Linked DNA regions of Homo sapiens: region 2 is linked to region 1. A link is a contact called in ENCODE Hi-C or POLR2A ChIA-PET data. All regions are on one chromosome and are shown on one strand. The core of a region is the stretch at or near the end of the contact, and the rest is flanking DNA. Distances in the headings are between cores, read along the strand shown.

What was found. Hi-C counts contacts between places; a loop is a spot of excess contacts on that map. ChIA-PET counts read pairs that join two places held with the same protein, here RNA polymerase II (POLR2A). Pooled maps may share reads with other maps.
Region 2: a loop to region 1 is called in a pooled map, with 4 times the contacts of the local background. The contact joins the enhancer-like site here to the promoter of KANK3 in region 1. A Hi-C loop is called at or near these places in 1 of 168 maps with a recorded cell type or tissue (HCT116) and 4 of 50 pooled maps. POLR2A ChIA-PET finds 5 or more read pairs at or near these places in 4 of 52 experiments (AG04450, HEK293T, WTC11 and 1 more).

What each region holds. Positions count from the first base shown.
Region 1 is chr19:8,341,764-8,344,827 of GRCh38, reverse strand. It overlaps KANK3 (KN motif and ankyrin repeat domains 3), which reads left to right and starts at 1,566. Exons shown (of 11, transcript NM_198471.3): 1 at 1,566-1,603. RefSeq lists an enhancer at 1,332-2,123.
Region 2 is chr19:8,153,381-8,156,668 of GRCh38, reverse strand. No RefSeq gene overlaps it. Among named protein-coding and RNA genes, the nearest start is that of FBN3, 5.4 kb to the right of the region's middle. RefSeq lists silencers at 2,360-2,409, 2,530-2,579. Within about 2 kb of position 1,633, at least 9 of the 41 ENCODE cell types and tissues checked have a DNase peak (open chromatin) inside an H3K27ac peak, as active enhancers do; they include HCT116, where a contact is called at or near this core.

The sequences.
Region 1 (3,064 bases), core at 317-2,816:
TTTAGAGACAGAGTCTCACTCTGTTGCCCAGGCTGGTCTTGAGCTGCTGGGCTCAAAAGATCCTCCCACCTCAGCCTCAGGAGGTGCTAGGATTACAGGCATGAGCCACCCCACCTGGCCTTGGTGCCGACACTTTAGTGAGATGGCAAGCAGGTAAACCAATAAATAACCAGCCAGGCATGGTGGCTCACGCCTGTAATCCCAGCACTTTGGGAGGCTGAGGTGGGCGGATCACCTGAGGTCAGGAGTTCGAGACCAGCCTGGGCAACATGGTGAAACCCTGTCTCTACTAAAAATACAAAAATTAGCTGGGCGTGGTGGTGTGCGCCTGTAATCCCAGCTACTTAGAAGGCTGAGGCAGGAGAATCGCTTGAACCCCAGGAGGCAGAGGTTGCAGTGAGCCAAGATCGCACCACTGCACTCCAGCCTGGGACAGAGCGAGACTCTGTCTAAAAAAAAATTAAATTAAATTAAAAAATAAACCAAATAAATAACTGAGTGTTTCGTTTTTGTCTTTTTGTTTTGTTGTTTTCTTTTGTTTTGAGAACTAGGTCTTGCTATGTTGCCCAGGCTGGTCTCAACTCCTGGCTCAAGCTATCCTCCCATCTATGCCTCCCTAAATACTGGATTTACAGGCGTGAGTCACTGCGCCTGCCAATAACAGAGTCTGCTTTTTTTTTTTTTTCCAGATAGTAAAAGTAGCTATTAGGTTAATACAATAGAGTGATGAGAAAAATACTAACTGGGGAGGGGCTATGTCAGGAATTTAGGGGGCAGCAACACAAAAGCTGAACCTCAGAAAGTAGGGAAGGCCGGGCGCGGTGGCTCACGCCTGTAATCCCAACACTTTGGGAGGCTGAGGCGGGCGGATCACTTGAGGTCAGGAGTTCCAGACCAGCCCGGCCAACATGGTGAAACCCCATCTCTACTAAAAATACAAATATTAGCTGGACGTGGTGGTGTGTGTCTGTAATCCCAGCTACTCGGGAGGCTGAGGCAGGAGAATTGCTTGAACCCAGGAGGCGGAGGTTGCAGTGAGTGTCACTGCACTCCAGCCTGGGACTCCGTCTCAAAAAACAAAAACAAAACAAAACAAAAAACAGTAGGGGAGCCTCAAAAAGTACCTACGTGTACAGGTGCAAGGGAAAGCATTTCAGGTAGGTGGAACAGCATGTGCAGAGGCCCTGCGGTGGGGAAGATCCGGGACCTGATACTTCACCCAGGCACTGCGAAATAAGTGCCAGTTATAGAAATCCCACCGGGTTACTCTTCTACTCATAGTTCTCCCATGGCTCCCTCGTGCCTGTGGATCAAATCCAAGCTCCTTGGCCCGGCGCTGGGCAGAGACTTGACCTCTGCTGGTGCAGAAATGCCGCCAGCCAGCGCTCGGCGACCGTCACTCCAGGGCCCGCCCTCAGTCACCACCCCTACATTCCAGGCCCCGCCTGCCTGTCCCACCCCACCGTCCCACTGGGCGGCTTGGAGAGCCTCGGGTGCTGGTTGGCTGGCGTGGCCGTCAGTTAGGGCGAAGGCCTTGATAATCAGTCCCCGGACTTCGAGGGGGCGGGCTCGGGTGCGGGCGCGGCTGGGGCTGCGGCTTCAGGTAAATTGCCAGCTTGCGGGGACACGGATGGGGGACCCCTGGGTGGGTGGATTCGGGGACGCACCGGGACCCGGCGCTGCGCTGCGTTTCCAGCCCCACTGAGGGCTCTGCCCGCTGCGACGGGGCGGGCGTCGTGTCCTCTGGCCGGGACCCCTCCCACATTGGAAGTCCCAGGTGGGTAGCGAGCAGAGTGGGGGGCTCTGGAGGCGTGGGCTTGCCCCCCTCTCGCCCTTCGGGAGCTCACTGCGGGGCTCGTTCGCTCCCTAATGCCACAACCGGCCCTGGGACCCTTTCCCGGGACGGCCTGGGGACCCCAGCCAGCCCCTCGCGCTGGGCTGGGTGTGGGAGCGTGTCACGGAAATGGTGTTTTGGGGAGGGACGCACGGCCCCCGGACCCGCAGACAATGGGTAGCGGATGGAACCGCCCGGCGGCGCTTCCTGTAGGAAACTGCTCTGTCTCTGTGCGGCTAGGACGACCTGGGGGTGGACGGGTGATGATGACTTTAACACCCACCTTCCTGCCGCCACCGGTCCCCCACCCACCCACCTCAAGAGTCTGAGAGTCCCAGCAGACATCAGGGGCTGCCAGTACTCAGGGCCTCCTGGAAGGCGCCCTCTCCCCAGGACTGGGATCCTCACTGGCCTGCCGTGGCCCCCACCACTCCGGTTTGGTGATCACAGCTCTGCGTCCCAAAATAGTCCCTGGGGCGGGAGAGGGGGCGTGTGGCGTCGGCTCTGACGGCCTAATGAGGGGGTCTCAGGCACAGAATCCGGATCTAGCTGTGACAGTCAGGGCAGGGAGCGGAGGAGAGGGAAGGCAGCTAAACGCCCCACTTAGTGAGGCCCCAGCCCCTGAAGCCGCAGAGGTGGTGGGCACCTCCGCCCCCAATCAGAGTCTGACACAGGTGTAGGCTGGGAGGGACAAGCCCCCTGAGGCTCCTTGGTGGTTCATGCCTGTTATCCCAGCACTTTGGGAGGTCAAGTAGGGCTGATCTCTTGAGGTCAGGAGTTTGAGACCAGACTGACCAACATGATGAAACCCGTCTCTACTAAAAATTCAAAAATTAGCCAGCTGTGGTGGCAAGTGCCTGTAATCCCAGCTACTCAGGATGCTGAGGCAGGAGAGTCGCTTGAACCCTGGGCTCAGAGGTTGCAGTGAGCCGAGATCCTGCCACTGCACTCCAGCCTGGGTGACAGAGACTCCGTCTCAAAAATAAAAATAAAAGAAAGCATTCAAGTGTAGTGGCCAAAGCAAGGACTCTGGAAGACCTGCCTGGGTTTAAAACCTGCCTCTGCCTGTTTATGACAGGACCCAGGCAGGACACTAAACTGTTCTGTGTCTCAGTTTCTCCATCTGTACAATAGGGGAAGGGACAATGATCATAGGAAATCCAACCTCAGTGGATTTAGCTAGGATTTTAAAAAATAAGTCAAGGTCAGGTGCAGTAGCTCATGCTTGTA
Region 2 (3,288 bases), core at 384-2,883, 190 kb after region 1:
TGCACCTGTAATCCCTGCTACTCGGAAGGCTGAGGCAGGGAAACATTCGAACCTGGGAGGTGGAGGTTGCAGTAAGCCAAGATCATACTACCGCACTCCAGCCTGGGTGACAGAGGGAGACTTCATCTCAAAATAAAATAAAATAAAATAAAATAAAATAAAATAAAATAAAATAAATACGTGCAATGTCCGGAACAGGCAAATCCACAGAGAATAGAAAGTGGATTAGTGTTTGCCAGGGACTGGGGTATGGGGAATGGGGAGCAACTGCTAATGGGGACAGGATTTCATTCTGGGGTGATGAGTACGTTTTGGAACTAGATAGAGGGGGTGGCTGCACATACTGCGTGTACTGAACGCTACTGAATTGTACACTTGAACATAGTAAGTGCTATGTTGTGTGAAATTGATCTCAGTAAAAGAAAACAGTAAAAAGAAGATGGTAATTGAGAGGGATTGATTTAGTTTGCAAGAAAAAAATATATTTTTTTTACAAAGATGAGAAAAAGCAAATACAGAACAAGATACAAAGGTGCTAACATTTGTGTTTATTAGAAAGAGAAAGAGGCCAGGCACCGTGGCTCACGCCTGTAATCCCAGCACTTTGGGAGGCGGAGGCGGGCAGATCACATGGTCAGGAGTTCGAGACCAGCCTGGCCAATATGGTGAAACCCCGTCTCTACTAAAACTACAAAAATTAGGGTGTGGGGTGGGCGCCTGTACTCCCAGCTACTCAGGAGGCTGAGGCAGGAGAATCGCTTAAACTTGGGAGGTGGAGGTTGCAGTGAGCTGAGAGTGTACCACTGCACTCCAGCCTGGGCGACAGAGCGAGACTCTGTCTGAACAAAAAAAGAAAAAAAAAGAAAGAAAGAAAGAAAGAAAGAAAGAAAGAAAGAGAAAGAGGCCAGGTGTGACGGCTCATGCCTGTAATCTCAGCACTTTGGGAGGATGAGTTGGGAGGATCACTTGATCCCAGAGTTCGAGACCAGCCTGGGCAACATAGTGAGACTCTATCTCTAAAAAAAAAAATTTTTTTAAATTAGACAGGTAGTATGTGCCTGTAGTCCTAGCTACTCTGGAGGCTGAGGTGGGAGGATTGCTTAAGCCCAATTCGAGGCTGCAGTGAGCTGTTATCTTCCCCACTGCACTTTAGCCTGGGTGACAGAGGGAGACCCTGTTTTTTTGTTTGTTTGTTTGTTTTTAATTATTTTTACAAAGAGGAAATAGGGCAAATACAGAACAATGTATAAAGGTGCAAACATGTGTGTTTATTAGAAAGAGAAATAATATATTGTATATGGACCCTAGACAGGTCCCCCAGCTAGAACATCAAGGCAATGGGGTGAGGGTGTGGCTGGGGGCCCAAGGCCACGGGGAAGGTTCCAGCTTTGTGGCCTGGGTTCAGATTTGCCTGTATTCTTTCCTGGTGGTGGGGTCCCAGTGGGCGATGTGGTGGCTCTGTGCCTCAGTTTCCTCATCTGTGTAATGGGATGATATCAGAGCCTGTCTTCAGGGTCTCTTGTGAGGATCCAGCTTGATCTCTTCCTCAGAGCTTTCCTGGGTCCTCTGCGGCTTCCCTCCCCGCTCCAAGCCTCATTCCTGGGCACGTGGCCAAACTCCTGGCGTTGTATGCAATGCTTTGACTCCCAGCTGCTTCCTGTGCTTATACAAAGAGGGCTCTGTCCCCAAGCCACCCTGGCCTAGGCTGGCCCAGCGCACTCCACACACCATAGACTGCAGGCATCTCCCCGTCCCTCCTCCCATCTCCTTGTCCCCAGCCTTGACCCTGTGCTCCTGGGCACACCCTGCCCACTCCTGTCTCCATGCCTTCCTCGAGCTCATGCTAATGAACATCTGGGGTCTGCTGGCTCTGGGTGCACACAGTCAAGTCCCGCCTATGAGGGGGGGCTCCATGGCTGCTCAGAAAGTCAAACGGAGGGTGGGGCTGGCGTGACTCACAGTGACCTTAACGGGATGACAGTGGCAGCAGCGGGGGGGGACAGTTCTGGGGGACATTAATAGTGTGACAATGTGACAGCAACAGGTGACAACGTCACAGGAACTGGGAATGATGGGAAGGCAACAGGTGACAGCAACAGGTGACACTGTAATTTTAAAACCCACTAGGGGCCAGGTGCAGTGGCTCACACCTGTAATCCCAGCACTTTGGGAGGCCAAGGCGGACATATCATGAGGTCAGGAATTCGAGACCAGCCTGACCAACATGGTGAAACCCCATCTCTACTAAAAATACAAAAAAAAAAAAAAAAAAATAGCCGGGTGTGGTGGCACACGCCTGTAATCCCAGCTACTTAGGAGGCTGAGGCAGGAGAATTCCTTGAACCCAGGAGGAGGAGGTTGCAGTGAGCCAAGATCCCACCACTGCACTCCAGCCTGGGTGACAGAGCAAGACTGCATCTCGGGGCGGGGGCGGTCCGGGGAGGACAAAAACCAAAAAAAGAGAACATCCACTAGGGGTCAGGCGCGGTGGCTCACACTTGTAATCCCCACAGTTTGGGACCGAGGCAGGTGGATCACCTGAGGTCTGGAGTTCAAGACCAGACTGGCCAATGTGGTGAAACCCCATCTCTACTAAAAATACAAAATTAGCCAGACGTGGTGGCAGGCACCTGTAATCCCAGCTACTCAGGAGGCTAAAACAGGAGAATCACTTAAACTGGGAGGTGGAGGTTGCAGTGAGCCGAGATGGCACCACTGCACTCCAGCCTGGGAGACAGAGCAAGACTCCATCTAAAAAAAAAAAAAAAAAAAAAAAAAGGAAAAAGAAAAAGAAAAAAAAAAAACTAGATGGTGATGTGTGCCTGTAGTCCCAGCTACTTGGGAGGCTGAGGCAGGAGAATGGCTTGAACCTGGGAGGCGGTTGCAGTGAGCTGAGATTGCACCACTGCACTCCAGCCTGGGCGACAGAGCAAGATTCTGTCAAAAAAACAAAAACAAAAACTTTAAAACACCAGATCCCCATTGGAGCCCCCATGGACCTCATTTTACTGAGGGTGGGGGGAACTGGTGCCAGCATCTCGGATCACTGAGCAGCATCAGGGCTTAGGGTGCCAGATGGTAATGAATGGTGTCTTCCTGGGGCCCGATCTGCATGTGATGTGTGTGAATGTGGTTGGCTGCGGCACCACCACGCTTGGTCACTCTTTCTGCTGAGCCCGGTTGTTGCTGATGCCAGTGAATTGTGATGTTAAGAACCCTGACATTCTGGGTAATGGTATGACCATGAGCCGGGGACTGTGTCACAGCAGAAAGGTGAAGGTGTAAAGG